2 separate regions of the Homo sapiens genome follow, and region 2 is linked to region 1. The links are chromatin loops, found by intact Hi-C in ENCODE. Cell type or tissue: Caco-2. All regions are shown on one strand. Links, peaks and the distances in the headings refer to the core of each region. The heading gives the core; the rest is flanking DNA. Region 1 has its middle 82 kb from the start of LINC02286. Region 2 has its middle 77 kb from the start of GZMB.

Region 1 (2,921 bases), core at 280-2,779:
CAGAGCTTTCAATGGAACTTTTAAATAAGTGGGATCAATTTCCTACAGCACTGGTTCCAAGAATTGTAACAAGAGATGAAACATGGCTTTACCAGCACAATCCTGAAGCTAAAGCACAACCAGAGCAATGACTATCAAACGTTAGAGGTGGTCCAGTCAAAGCCAGAGCAGATCAATCAAGAGCAAAGGTCATGACAACAGTTTTTTGAGATGCTCAAGGCATTTTGCTTGTTGACCTTCTGGAGGACCAACGAATGATAACTTCTGCATATTATGAGAGTGTTTTGGGAAAGTGATCCCAAGCTTCAGCAGAAAAACCCCCAGGAAAGCTTCACTGGAGTCTTTCTCTACCGCGACAATACTCCTGCTCCTTCCTCTCATCAAACAAAGGAAATTTTGCAAGAATTTTGATGGAAAATCATAAGGTATCCACCTTACAGTTTTTATTTGATGCTTTCTTACTTATTTTGTTTCCTAATCTTAAAAAAAACTTTAAAGGGAACCAATTTTTCTTCAGTTTATAATGTAAAAAGTCTTCATTGCCATGGCTAAATTCTCAGGACCTTCAGTTCTTCAGGGATGGACTAAATGGCTGATATCGCTTATAAAAGTGTCTTAAACTTGATGGAACTTATGTTGAGAAATAAAGCTTATAGTTTTAATTTTTATCTTCTAATTCTATTATTCTATAACCTTTTTGAAGTTCCTTGTATTTGGAGTACTAGAAGTGCTTCATGATGCCTGTAGCATTCGTTGCATGTGTATGTGGATGAGGGCGCATACACACACACACACACGAGCTGAAGGTGAATCCATACATGTATATGTGCATGAGGGTACACACACACACACACACACACACACACACACGAGCTGAAAGTGCATCCATGCATGTATATGTGCATGAGAGTGCACACACACACACACAAGCTGAAAGTGCATCCATGCATGTATATGTGCATGAGGGTGTACACACACTGACACACAAACACAAACACAAGCTGAAAATGCTTGGAGTTGTATGTCCTCCAGGAAGTCATGGGCTTTCATAGCCTTATGTGATGAGGGCTTTGAAAGTCGAGCTCCCTTACCTTCAGCTGAGACAAACTTTATACCCCAGAGCTGCCCTGAGAATCTGGCAAAGCCTGGGACTTGGCTTGTCCTCTTCCCCTTTCCTGTCCTGCTTCCTCATTCTTTTCCTGGTTTCTCTGGGAGCAGTTTCTTAATAAATCACTAGCACAGAAATCTCCCTCTCATGTTTACTTTTGGGGAATCTGATTAAGAGAGCTGGGTATATTGGAGCTTACCCTGAGTCAATGAACAGTAGCACAAGACAGTACATCTGAATGAGTCTGAACTACAATTTCAGGTTTTCTTCTTTGTGGTTTTATTTGGAGTATCACAGAAAATTTGTGAAATGTGCCAGACATAGTTGTGCTCCCAACTCACAGATGGGAAACAAAGGGCCAAATGACTTGCTCCAGCTTGTGGAGCAATCACGGCCCGGGATGCCTGTTCTTCAATGTTTCATCTTGTGCTCGCTCCGCTTCACTGTTCAGCTTCTTCAAGTTAGAGCTTTTGTTCTCTCCCAGCGCCCCCATGAGGCACTGAAAGAAAACTAGGTCCCTTTTAGCTTCTCGACCCTGTACTGTCCAAAATAACAGCCCCTAACCCCATGTGGTTATTTAAATGTAAATAAAGTTAAAAACTCAGTTCCTCAGTCAGACTAGCCACATTTCAAGTGATGAATACTCACAACCTTGCAGAAAGTTCTTTGGATAGTGCTGTCTTAGACCCTTTACTCTTCAGAAGTTTCAAGTATTTTTCTCTTTGCGTGTATCTGCTAACTTGATATGTTTTTCTTTTTTTAAAACAATCTTGGGACCAACATCAGGGTGATTGCTACCTTGAATTCACCATTACAGGCATCTGAATCTGCATAAACACATGCTAGATGGGCTTTGGGTAAAAGAGAAGGGGAGTGGCCACAAATACACATGTAATTAGGAAAGAAAATTTCATAAGGACTCCATTTTTCTCTCCCTGAAATACTAGTGAAATAATTCCTGCTTTTGCCTACCACACAGATGTAGAATTGAGGTGAAATTATAGAAATAAATTAGAGCACCGAGAATGAATTAGAACAATTCTAAAACTTATCTTTGAGCTTATTTATGTAGGCATAATGTAAGTATATGGGATCATTAGATTTTAATTAAATGTTATATGTTAATTAACAGAAGACTGCTATTTTCTACAAAATGAAGAATACATTTTTTAAACAGTAATAAAAAGATTTAGAAAAAAATGACAAACTTATGATTTTAATCTTTGAATATGTATTATCAACGAAGACAGTCAATTTTTTTGTGCTCTGGAGTAGAGTGAAAAAAACAACAGCATCAAACAATGGTAAAGAAGTGAAATGATAGGGATCATAAAATTCGGCAGGATGGTGACGCTTGCTGTGAGAATTTGAAGGCTGCCATATACCACCGGAGGCTGAGGAGGCTTTGTGAGGTGATGGGAAGAATTAGAGAAGCTGCAAGTGGTAGGCATTTTTGGAAATGGAATTAAATTTAGAAACCAGTGTTTTTACAATTTAAGGCTAGAATGAAAATAAATTGTTTATGCAAAATTTAAATAGAAGTTCTTTCTTTCCTCTTTATAAGTACTTTTAAAGCAAGAGACACTCGAATTGATAGCAATAGAACAGAAAGAAAACATTACATATTTTGGAAAAAAATTAAAGATTTGTTTTCAGAAAGCCCACATTACCTGCCAAAATTTCCAATATGTAATTTCAACTATAGAGATAGAGATTTATCTTTTGGGCAAATTACTTTTTTCTAAGGCTTGGCAAATATTGCACAATAAGTCACAAAATGCTAAGATGAATGAAGGTAATTGAAATCACATTT
Region 2 (2,921 bases), core at 215-2,714, 530 kb before region 1:
ATCAAGTTAGGAAGGAATTAACAAATTAATCTCATACCTGGTGTTAAAGATTAATAACATATAAAGGATGAATAATAATAAACATATCTAAGAACATGTGTGTTTTAGCAGGGGCCTCCTGGAGACTGTAATTCTGAAAGGCAAAGGAATAGAATTTTAAGCAGAGAAAGACAGCATGACTCAAGTTAAGTAGCTCCATATTCAATATCTGAAGGCTAATGTTGCCCTTTAGCTAAAGGTGTGGATAAACTCTGGAAATAGAAGGAGAATTGTATCTCATTAGTGATGTCTGAGAAAAGGAGAAGTTCTCAAGGCATCCAGAGACATACCTGTGGAACTTCTACCTCTGTTTGGGAAAATTGGCACTAATATTTCCTAGCGGGCTCTTGAGCTATCATAAATTGTTTTCTCTTGGATTTTTAAAAACATACTTTGGGAGCTTTACTCTTCTTTGCCCTCCAGTATGGATAAAATCCCTGACAGCTTGAAGCCCAGGATTTGTGGATATATGTTTTATGAGGGCAGGGGCCATGCCTGTCTTCCCAGCTGCCTCCCGAGGAACCTAGGACAAAGCCTGAGACAGAGAAGGATACAATAACGACTAATAATAACTTATTTTATTAAATGTTTACAGTGTGAAAGGTCTTGTTCAAAGTACCTTAAATGTACTCCAAGCATCTCATGCATTGTTAGAATATGCCTATGAGGTAGGTAAAATTTTTATCCCTGTTTTATAGATTTAAAAACGTGGGACACAGGGAGATTAAGTCACTTACCCTAATTTGCACAAATGGCAAATTGTGAAGCCAGCCTGTGAACTCAGACTGCCTGTGTCCATATTTTGACGGCTATGCTTTGGTAGCTGCTCAATAAATGGAAGGGAGCTAGAGGAAGAGAGACAGGGAGGAAAGTGTCAGTCATTTCGAGTATTTTTCTTCCCCCTTGGCAAGAGGATGCCGTAGAGGTCAATAATTCCCTCTGAATTCAGGTGGGGTCCCTTTGAAAATAAGCGACAGAAAATTTTGTGTTTCTCTATCACGGGAATAGGAATTTGAATCCCCACCCCCATCTCAACCCCTTATGTTGAACGAGTTATCTGGGGTCAGCCTTGCATTTTTTTAGCTTTCCTTTGGAGATGCATCAGCTAACAAGCTGGTCGGCCAAGCAGTTTCCCAAAGAGGTTGCGCCCATCCCTGAACACTAGAGGGCAGTATCTCAACAGGCCTGAGAATTTTGAACGCATCATAAAGTATGCTTTCATTATTTTCAGAAAAAAAAAAAAAAAAAAAAAAAAAGCCTGTTGGACTGATTATTTCAGCTCAAGAATTTGAGAGTCCAGGGGAGGATGCATTTTAATGACTCCAGGGAACGGATCAAATTAAACACATTATCTAGGATTTTCTTCTCTGGCCTCCTCTCAGCCGCCTTCTCAGCGCTTCTGTCTGCGCTGCGTGAGTTGCAGCCCTGTGCCCTGAGTCTTCCCCCTTGCACAGAAGCAGCCCTTGCCGAAGAACCCAGGACCAGAAGAGGCCTCAGCAGCTTGTCTTGGCGCAGATCCTCCACGGTCACCTTCCAGCAAGACAAACTTAAAAACCGTTGAATGTTGTGTGCCTAGCCAGCATGCCTGCAGCTGGATAGGATGGCCCTTGACATGGAAAAACCAACCCAGTCCTGGCGGCTGCCACATCCCTGAAGACCTAGAGCTACACATTCGGCTGGGAGCGTTACATATGTGATCTCTAATCTCAAAAACCTTGCAAGGAAAATAGTTTTACCATTTTGCAGACAAAGAAACAAATACAGAGAGGTTAAAAAAAATGTGCCCACGGTCAAAAAGCCAGCAAGTACAGAACTGGACTCACACCAGAATGTCCAACCCAGAGCCTAGGATACACATGGCATCTCCAATAGCTACTGCCTCTCCTTCTCTTATCCCTTAAATTACTGCTATAATTGGCCAGAACATTAAGTGGATACACTACATGATTTCCCTTGAGGGGAGGATGGACAGAGATGCAGGCGTCTACTTTGGACCCTGTGAGTGTGAACTTCAAAGTTCTATTCGTCCTCCATCCCCTGCAGCTCCTGGAATAAACTGGCACTTAATGGTTGCTCAGTGCTGTAAAGCTGGACTTCATTTCACTTAATAATATTCTGTGTTGTCCTGGCGCTGTGGCTTGCGCCTGCAATCCTAGCACTTTGGGAGGCCGAGGCGGGCAGATCACGAGGTCAGGAGATTGAGACCATCCTGGCTAACAGGGTGAAACTCTGTCTCTACTAAAAATACAAAAAATTAGCTGGGCGTGGTGGCATGCTCCTGTAATCCCAGCTACTTGGGAGGCTGAGGCAGGAGAATGGCGTGAACCCGGGAGGCGGAGCTTGAAAGTGAGCGGAGATCGCGCCACTGCACTCCAGCCTGGGCGACAGAGCGAGACCCTGTCTCAAATAATAATAATAATAATAATAATAATAATAATAATAATAATAAAGTAAAAAATAAAATAAAATAAAAATTCTGTGTCTCCTTGGGTTATTTGATGGATTTACTGATAATTGTGAAGAAGTTTGTTTCTGCTTCGCTTTTATACAGGAGCTGTTTCTGCTCAGCTTCTTGTTAAAACACCCTTAGAAACCCGTAAGTAAATGTTGCAATTGCATTCTTAGCTTTATTCTCACTGATAAGAGACATAAGTGATTTTTAAAAGGCAGAACTAACTAATCAATCAAAACAAGCAGCTGTAATCTGATTTTAGAGCAATCTGCATGATAAGAGTTGGCCAAGGAGAAATAATTTCCTATCGCAGTGGGATAATGTGCAAATGAAATATAAACTCTAGGCTCCCTCACATCACAGAATGTCAGAGAAGTGCCAAGCAGAATGTGTTTATGAATGGGAAAGCCAATGGTGTTATATTTTCTCT

What was found. A loop is a pair of places that touch in the nucleus more often than their neighbours do. Peaks named below come from ENCODE experiments on the same cell type or tissue, not always from the same donor. Only the 100,000 strongest peaks of a DNase experiment are listed, where the experiment ranks them.
Region 2: it touches region 1 in a loop (12-fold over the local background); 8 of 110 quality-filtered maps call a loop at or near these places.

What each region holds. Positions count from the first base shown.
Region 1 is chr14:25,236,488-25,239,408 of GRCh38, forward strand. No RefSeq gene overlaps it. Among named protein-coding and RNA genes, the nearest start is that of LINC02286, 82 kb to the left of the region's middle. In Caco-2, for the core only: no CTCF peak of the experiment used is centred there; a DNase peak (open chromatin) is centred at 1,574.
Region 2 is chr14:24,709,391-24,712,311 of GRCh38, forward strand. No RefSeq gene overlaps it. Among named protein-coding and RNA genes, the nearest start is that of GZMB, 77 kb to the left of the region's middle. In Caco-2, for the core only: a CTCF peak has its summit at 1,210 (motif pointing right); a DNase peak (open chromatin) is centred at 1,181.